2 separate regions of the Homo sapiens genome follow, and region 1 is linked to region 2. Evidence: chromatin contacts called from ENCODE Hi-C or POLR2A ChIA-PET data. All regions are on one chromosome and are shown on one strand. Each heading gives the region's core, a stretch centred on a gene start or an enhancer-like site at or near the end of the contact. The rest is flanking DNA. Distances are from core to core; before and after follow the strand shown.

The links. A loop is a pair of places that touch in the nucleus more often than their neighbours do. ChIA-PET counts read pairs that join two places held with the same protein, here RNA polymerase II (POLR2A). Pooled maps may share reads with other maps.
Region 1: a map of PC-9 shows a loop between it and region 2 (4-fold over the local background). The contact joins the enhancer-like site here to the promoter of MKNK1 in region 2. A Hi-C loop is called at or near these places in 1 of 168 maps with a recorded cell type or tissue (PC-9) and 5 of 50 pooled maps. POLR2A ChIA-PET finds 5 or more read pairs at or near these places in 15 of 52 experiments (A549, AG04450, CD4-positive, alpha-beta T cell and 12 more).

Annotation. Positions count from the first base shown.
Region 1 is chr1:46,640,550-46,644,665 of GRCh38, reverse strand. ATPAF1 (ATP synthase mitochondrial F1 complex assembly factor 1) reads left to right here. Exons shown (of 9, transcript NM_001394565.1): 8 at 1,365-1,472. Among named protein-coding and RNA genes, the nearest start is that of ATPAF1, 26 kb to the left of the region's middle. Within about 2 kb of position 1,250, at least 3 of the 41 ENCODE cell types and tissues checked have a DNase peak (open chromatin) inside an H3K27ac peak, as active enhancers do; they include PC-9 and Panc1, where a contact is called at or near this core.
Region 2 is chr1:46,602,058-46,606,526 of GRCh38, reverse strand. MKNK1 (MAPK interacting serine/threonine kinase 1) reads left to right here and starts at 2,259. Exons shown (of 13, transcript NM_001135553.4): 1 at 2,259-2,342. RefSeq lists a silencer at 2,078-2,297 and enhancers at 2,628-2,677, 2,445-2,945.

The sequences.
Region 1 (4,116 bases), core at 1-2,500, 39 kb before region 2:
GTTAGATTCAAAACATTTAAAACTTTTAAAATAAAAGTCAATATTTTAAATCATAACTAGGATTGGCATTCTATATTTGGAGGTCAAATGTGGCAAAAAACAAGCACGAATTATATTGGCTTTGAAGTTGGGGTAAAGAATGCAAAATAGAATGAAGGAACAGCTTTTTACTTTGCTATTTTGTAATATGTCTAACAACCCTTTATTGAGTACATACTTTAATAACCAACAATTTGATGTACTTACTATGTGCCACATGTTTTATATATATTATGTCATTTAATCCTCATAATACGCCATATTTACTGTTATTATTTCTAATTACATAGAAGAAAGTGGCCTCAGATGTTAGTTACATTGTCTAATAAGTGATAGAGCCAGGATTGAGCCCAGGTTATCTGACTTCAAAGTCTGTGAACTTAATCATTATGGGATTGTGTTAGGAACTGTGCTAAGACTTGGAGATCTGTGAGACAAGGTCCCTGCCTTCATGGAGCTAATATTCAGCTTTAGGAGAAAGATCCAGAAACATAATTACAATAAAAGTGATTAGTATAATATTAGAATGATGACCAAAATGATCAGTGTAACATTAGAAGTATGTTCAAGAAAAATGAGATGCTGAACTATTACAAGTACCCTAGTGATAGTTGGATATTTATAATTAAAAAGACTCGCTGAAATTTTAGAGATAAAGTCTAGGAATCTTCTTTTGAATGTAGTTGTTTCCACCTGTGCTATGTAGGGGCTTTAGCTTTGAACCCATCCTCTCTACCTAGTCTAGACTTGAGATTTAGTAACCACTGCCCTGATCATTCTTCATAAAATCATGGTGTTTCCATCCTTCTTCTCCCCTTCACCCCCCACCAACCCAGATTATATTTTAGAGCTGCACATTACAAATCTGGCTCATGTGCAAACTCTGCAGCTCCTGCTACAGCTTAAAAGAGCTCAGTCTTCAGAGCCAGCCAAGGGGAGTAGATTTCAACTGTGAAATGCACTAGTCCATGAAAGTGGCAATTACACAGGCACATTGCTTTCTTTAGAACTTGATTTGGTAGCTGCTTGTGCCATTTTGTTTTTAAATGTATGGTCACAATGATGGATTCACTGCCTACTGTAAACATTTTCTGGGAAAAAAGCCAAACCTTTTCCAGTTGAAGACACAAATAACACTGTGCAAACTGTCAGTTTCACTGTGCCTTTGCAGGCCTGACCTTACCACCACATACCAGTCCTCCAACTCACTAGCCACCCAAGGGGCTGTTAAGAGCCAGAATTTCCTCTAGACTGTCTATTGCTTTGAAATTGCAGTTTGTTGTGATGGTACCTTATTGAGCCTTGATAAGTGTTCCACCTTGCAGACCCGAGGGGAAGCTGCAGCCAGCCAGCTGATTTTATATCACTATCCTGAACTTAAGGAAGAAAAGGGCATAGTGCTGATGACTGCAGAAATGGATTCCACATTTCTGGTAAGAATTAACTTGCAAAACTCTTTGGATTTACCTCATGGCACTGAAGGTATTACTCTTCTGCCAAAGCTCATGAGAGAGAAAATTTCAAAGAGCTACATATACCTTGTTTCTTACTTATTTTAAAGTTGACAGTGAAGTTGTCTTGCTCAAGATCTTCCAATTTGAAGTTAGTACAGATCCTCAATCATTTATTCACAATTCTGAAACCCATGGGCTCTGAGAACAAAATGTTTTTGTTCTCATTTGGTCACAAAACCTTATGTAAACTTGAACTCATTTGGTAACTAAATCTTTAAACTGATGTGAAACTATTTATATAACTAATCCCACTTGGTGTGGAGTATTATGCATTTTACTAGGGAAATATTAATGTGTTTGAGTATGGGGAGTCACATAATATAGTTATATAGTATCTATACCTATTATCTTTCTAAAATTCAATAATTCTGAATCTAAGACACATCAGGCCCTAAGGGTTTCAGATAAGAGATTGTAGACAAGTAAATGGCTTCTTAATTATAGGGAAGAGTTGTATTGAAGCCTAGGATAGCTCTCAATATTTTATCTTCCTTCATACTGTTCATTTATACAACATTCATCATTTATAGTGTTTTTCTTTCCTCCTTTTCCCACTCCTAGATGAGAATCACTGAGATAGAGCATTGACCATATGCTCATAGTTAATGATGCCCACTGTGTTCTCTCTGCACATCCAGGTGCCAGGAGCAGTGTTGTGATTACTGTACACTGTCTGTCTAGTCCTTGCTCATTTCAGTCACATATCCTTTTATCTGGCAGAGGTTAAGTTCAGAATGTCCCCAAACAGTGGACACTTCCCCCTAACAGTCTTCATTACAGCACCCACTTATTTTTTCTCTTTCTCTTACCAGCTGCATAGGGAGAAAGAAGTGATATCACTCAGCTGATATCTCACAGTAGCAGTAACCCACAAACCTAGGACACAGTGAGGATTCTACTTCCCTATTCTTGAAGCTATTCAGTACCATCTCTCCCATTCTTCCTTCCACATTAACCCTTCCATTCATCACATTCAACTGAAAGCCAAAATTCTATCCAAGAATATGGAATTGCCATTAACTGAGATAGGCAAGATTGCAGGAGGAATAGGCCTAACAGGAAAATCAGGAGCTCACTTTTCGATGTATTAAATCTGAGATGCCTATTAGATATCCAAGTAGTAGGCAATTAGATATATGAGCCTGGACTTCATGGGAGAAGTCCAGGCTGGAGATATAAATATGGGAGTTGTCAGCATACAGATTGTACTTAAAACCATAGGACTGAATGAAGTCACCAAGGAAGTAAGTAAAAATAGAGAAGAGACGAGATCTAAGAACTGAGCGAGGGGTCTCCATCCCTGGAGAGATGAAGAAGCATCAGCAAAGATTAAGAAGGAATGGCCATGAGGTAAAAGGAAAATTAAGATGGTAGAATGCCCTGGAAGCTAAAATTGAATGTTTCAAGGAATAGGGACTGCTCAACTCACCAAATCTCCCTTGTTTATTAGGGCAAATGAGATTAGAACTGAGAATTTACTGATTTCACAAACATGGAAGTCACTGGGGGCCTTATAAGAGCAGTTTCATAAAAGTGTGATTGGAGTAGACTTAAGAGAGGATGGGAAGAGAAACTCCGAAGAATCAGCATAGAAACTCTTTCAAGGGGCATTTCTATAAAGGGAAGGAGAGAATGGGGTATTAGCTGGAGGTGGAGAAGTGCGCCCAAGGGTATCTTTTGTTTCAAATATGAGAAAGAAAACATATTTGTATGCTGATGGGAAAGGTCCAGTTGAGGCTGGGACAGTGGCTCATGCTTGTAATCCCAGCATTTTGGGAGGACAAGGTGGGTGGATTGCTTGAGCTCAGGAGTTTGAGACCAGCCTGGCCAATGTGATGAAACCCTGTGTCTACAAAAAATACAAAAATTAGCCAGGCGTGGTGGCATGCACCTTGTAATCTCAGCTGCTCGGAAGGCTGAGGTAGGAGGATCACTTAAGCCCCAGCAGCAAAGGTTGCAGTGAGCTGAGATTGCACCATTGCACTCCAGCCTGAGCGACAGACCCAGACTCTGTCTAAAAAAATAATAATAATAAAATAAAATAAATAAAGATCCAGTGGAGAGGGAAATGTTGATGATACAGGAGAAAGCGGGAAGTGATATTTTTGAGTGGGCAAGTCTGGTAATGAGGGGTTGATCTTTACCAGGAATATGACAGCAGGAGAGAAGCCAGAGTATAAGGACACTGATAAAATTAGATGGATAGAGGTAGTGGTATAAGTTTCCTACAGATTGCTCAGTGAAAAGAAAGAAAAGTTCTCATCAGCTGAAAGCAAGGTTGGAAAAATGTTGGACATTTGAGTCAAAAAGAGGAAGTACAAAATTGTTGTCTAGGACAAGCGTCAGCAAACTACAGCCTATGGGCCAAGTCCAGCCCACTGCTTGTTATAACGCCCACGAGTTAAGAATGTTTTCTACCTCTTTAAATGATTAGGGGGAAAAACTCTTTTTTTGTTTGTTTGTTTGTTTGTTTGTTTTTGAGACAGAGTCTCGCTGTGTTGGCCAGGCTGGAGTGCAGTGGCACAATCTCAGCTCACTGCAACATCCACCTCCCAGGCTCAAG
Region 2 (4,469 bases), core at 1,010-3,509:
TATGTGTCAGGTACACTTCTAAGTGCTTGACATATAATAGCTTGTTGAATCAAGTGTGTCTTTGGCCAGCTGCCTTGCTTCCCTTCCAGCCCCCAATATCCCTGCCTTTAGTCACTCCTCTAGAATCTGGAAGGCCCTCCATTCTGCTGCCTCTTCCTCTGGCTCACCACAGGAGGCCCAATCCCAGCATTCTAAAAGGGTGCTATTTGCACACCTCCTATAACAGATCGCTCACTACCTCCTCTGTCATTGGACAGCTCAGACTGTTACAAGTCCCATGCTTTGGGTTCATGGTCATTTTGAAATATGACCATGGCAGTGAGAGTAGATTTATCTTAGAACTGTGTGACCCAAGACCTGCACCTTACATGAGAATATCTGTAAATACATTAGGAAGCTGACACAAAATTGCTTTGAGAGATTCACAGAGGGATGCTTAAAGAAGAATAGACAGAAAGGAAGAGAAGGGGAAAAGAAAGAGATAGGGCCTCAATGATGCAGATAAAAGAGCACACTCCCATGGGGCAAAACCTAGTAACAAAGGGTCCTGGGAGGTAGAGTGGCAGCTTGGTTGAGAAGTCAGGCTGGGCTTTATTTTCCTGTTGGCTCAAGGTCCATAACAAAGCTGGGCATAGTGGCTCTTCCCTGTAATCCCAGCACTTTGGGAGGCCAAGGTGGGAGGATCATTGAGCTCAGGAGTTCGAGACCAGCCTGGGCAACATGGCAAAACCCTGCCTCTAAAAAAATTCAAAAATTAGCCAGTCATGGTAGTGCATGCCTGTAATCCCAGCTACTCAGGAGGCTGAAGCAGGAGGATCACTTGAGCCCAAGCAGAGGTTGCAGTGAGCAAAGCTGGTGCCACTGCACTCCAGCCTGGGGAACACAGTGAGACCTTGTCTCAGAAAAAAAAAAAGAAAAAAAATTCCAAAACAATATTTGGAGCAGGGACCTAGGTAGTAAGCCATCCTCTCCAGCCTGGGGCAGAGCATCCACCTATTGAGTAAAGGATGCCGCATCACCCTCGGCTCCCATAAACACTGCAGCCTCTGAGGTTTCCTGTTGCCTCTCCTCCCTACCCCACAGCAAGCTGTGGAATATGTGGTGAAATAAGCCACAGTCATGACTAGAGCTCCACCTGCTTTGGGGGAGCCCTCCTTCCTCTGAGCACCCCCAGAGCCCTCAAAGATGTTAACTGAATTTGATTGCCATGTGAGGGACATAGCAACTTTGAGAACCTGGAACATAGGTCCTGAATCTCTTGGGCTATTGCCACAGGCAACAGGGAAGGGAACAGGCCAGCAGGGCCTCTGAAGACTTGAAGCTTGGATCGGCCTCCACGGAAGGTAATGAGTGGGAGAAGTCAGGATACATCGGGGCCCTCAGGTTGGACCGCAGGATTCCAGAAGGGAATGAACACAGAAGCTTGATCTTCCGCCTCTCCGGCCTTCACCCAGATTGGGAAATCTAGCAAAGTCCTGAATGTTCACTAATATTCCCAATCTCCTTCCATCATACAGATGAAAAGACAGCCCCGACAAGACAGGGAACAAATGTTTGTCAGGTGGATGATGGGAAGCAAGTCCCTGGGGCTCTTTAACTAGCTTGGCTTACCAAATCCTCACGATAATCCTGAGACAGGCAGGGAAGGGATGTTCACCTCCATCACTCGGAGTCAGCGCCTGAATTAAATCCCAGTCCACACTCTCATCCTTTCTCATCGCAGCTGCAGACTTGGGAAGGGGATGTGGGGAGACTGGTTGAGGCATTAACCTATTTACAGTTGTTTTTCCCCAAGAAATGAACTTTTAAAAGTTTTAAAAATTTTGAAATACTGGGGATAATGTTGTACTCAAGGAGAAACTCTTATGGTGAAATTCTAGGCACTCAGACTTTTAAAGAAATTGTACAGAATTGGCCCCCGTTTTAGAAAAGACTAGCAGCATTTCCCCACATATAAAAGGCATTTTAAAATTCCTTCCTGGCCTGCAGAAGCTCTCAGTACATGTTAATTACACCTGTCGCGCCCGGCCTCCTACCTTCCCGGGCTTCTCCACCCTCCATTCGGAAAAGAAAGCGCCGGAGGAGCTAAGCCCCACCCGCTTGCCAGCAATCTCCCCTCTCCCCGCCTCTTCCCTGTCACGCCTGCGCAGTTCGCTCAGCTCGAGCCCCCTGCCCTCAGGCGGCCCTGGGTAGCCATCAGGGCGCAGGCGCAGCTCCGCCCCCTCACCCTCCTCTCTGATCGGGCCCACCCCCTGGATCTAGCACCGCCTCTTCCGCGTTCTCGGAGGAGCGATCTGCAGGTAGGGGTGCGCGCGACCGCTCCCCGGCGGGAGCCAGCGAAGGTAAAAGCGAGACCTGCGAGGTATTCCTCCGAGCTAAATGGGGCCGGGGTCTGTGAGTGAGCTCGTGTGCCCGGAAGGGGGCAGTCAGGGCCTTCACGGCTGCCCGAGGTCACGACGCGATTCAGCTGCGGAGGGACAGCCTAAGGGGACGCTTTTCAGGACTGTCCCGAGCTGTCTGCGACCTCTGTGCCTGGGGTCGGGGCGTGGCCGGTGTCCGAGATGGCGCTTACTCTGTGGCCCGTTTGAGACTCAGTCTCTCCCAGGGATCAGGACCGAGGCTATGGCTGGGCGCAGGGCTCAGGCAGTCCAGTATCATGAATAGTTTTTCACGTGAGGAATTTGTGAAATCTGTGTACTGCGTTATTTTTAAGTTAATTGTTTTCATTTATTTTCAGTATTTAAAGGCTCCTGCCTGTGTGGATGGCTGTCCACAGGGAAAGGTAATAAGAGTGTCAGGTGCACCCTGTCTTCTAGAGAGCTCCAAGCTCCCTGACAGTGGCAGATCAGAGGCAGGCAGGCTCACAGGAATGAAGTGTTGTTAGAAGTGCTCAACTTCAGGGTCAGGGAGTCCTGGGTTTAGATCTCATCTCTTCCACCTCTTAGCTGTGTGTCCTGGGGCAAGTCTGCTTCCCCTCCCAGAGCTTCACTTTCTTCCCTAGGAAATGGCCATAATAGGGTCATTGTGAAGGGTGAATAGGATTATATGGAAGTCACCTAGTATGGCGCCTGTCATGTAATGGGTGCTGAATACATGGTAGCTGTGATTTCTAGGAGCTTGGTCATTTTGGATTGGGGTACTTTAGAAAGGCTCTGAGAGAAGAGTTGTTGTGACCTGGGCCTTGAAGCCTCAGTGGGATTTACAGATGGAACTGACCCTGCAGAATGGGAAGGGCACCACTGCCCATGCGCCAGGCACATGCTGGACAGTAGGTGTAATGTCTCACTGGATCACCACCCATCAGCCAGGTGCTTTCAGCCCACTCTCCTTAGCTTCAGCCCTTCATTAGAGGGCTGGGCTGGAAGTGATGTGAAGAGGAAATCCAGGGTTGGGTTTTATATGGAACTGAGCCAGCTAGAGGCTTTGGTGCCCCCTCTGCCCATCTGCTCCCACCTCAACACTTCTCTCTCTGTAATCCAGAGAGTTGGTTAGGAGTCCTGTTACTCTGGTATTTTGCAGATGTTGACAGTTGTGGGGGATGGCAACTCAGATTGCATGAAGCGAAGCCATGGGAGAGGGAAGCTCTGTGAACAGGAGCTGTCAGAGCCCAGCACGTGCTTAGAAAGTGCATGTGGTCTCCTGTAATGTGGTCCCAGAGTAATTGAATTACTTAGTTCCTTTTGCATCCTCTTCATGGGTGCCCTTGTGCTCTTCCTGAGACACTACTCGGAAACCTTGGTGGGCATCATTGCCTACTATATAGAGCAGTGGTGTCCAATCTTTTGGCTTCCCTGGGCCACATTGGAAGAAGAAGAACCATCTTGGGCCACACATAAAATACACTAACATTAACAATAGCTGATGAGCTTTAAAAAAATTGCAAAAAAATCTCAGTGTTTTAAGAACGTTTATGAATTTGTGTTGGACCACATTCAGAGCCATCCAGGGCCGCGGGTTGGACAAGCTGGATGTAGAGTTTGGACTCCAGCCTCAGACAAGTTCCTGCACAATTTGTTCCCACACCTCTCCCCTCCCTGTTTCCCTTGGTTTTCCCAAACCTGCAACCTGTGCTTCAGTCAAAATAAACTAGTTGTCTCTGTTTCTCCTTTTTTTTTGAGATGGAGTCTCACTTTGTCACCCAGGCTGGAGTGCAGTGGCACAATCTCGGCTCACTGCAACCTCCACTTCCCAGGTTCAAGTGATTCTCCTGCCTCAGCCTCCTGAGTAGCTGGAATTACAGGCATGAGCCACCACACCCGGCTAATTTTTGTATTTTTAGTAGAGACGGGGTTTCGCCATGTTGGCCAGGCTGGATTCAAACTTCTGACCTCAGGTGATCCGCCTGCCTGGGCCTCCCAAAGTGCTGGTACTACAGATGTGAGCCAACGTGCCCGGCCAAATCTCTGTTTCTCAAACACTCCCTGCATGTTCCTGCTCGAGCCTTTGCTTATATTCTCTCTTCCTGGATT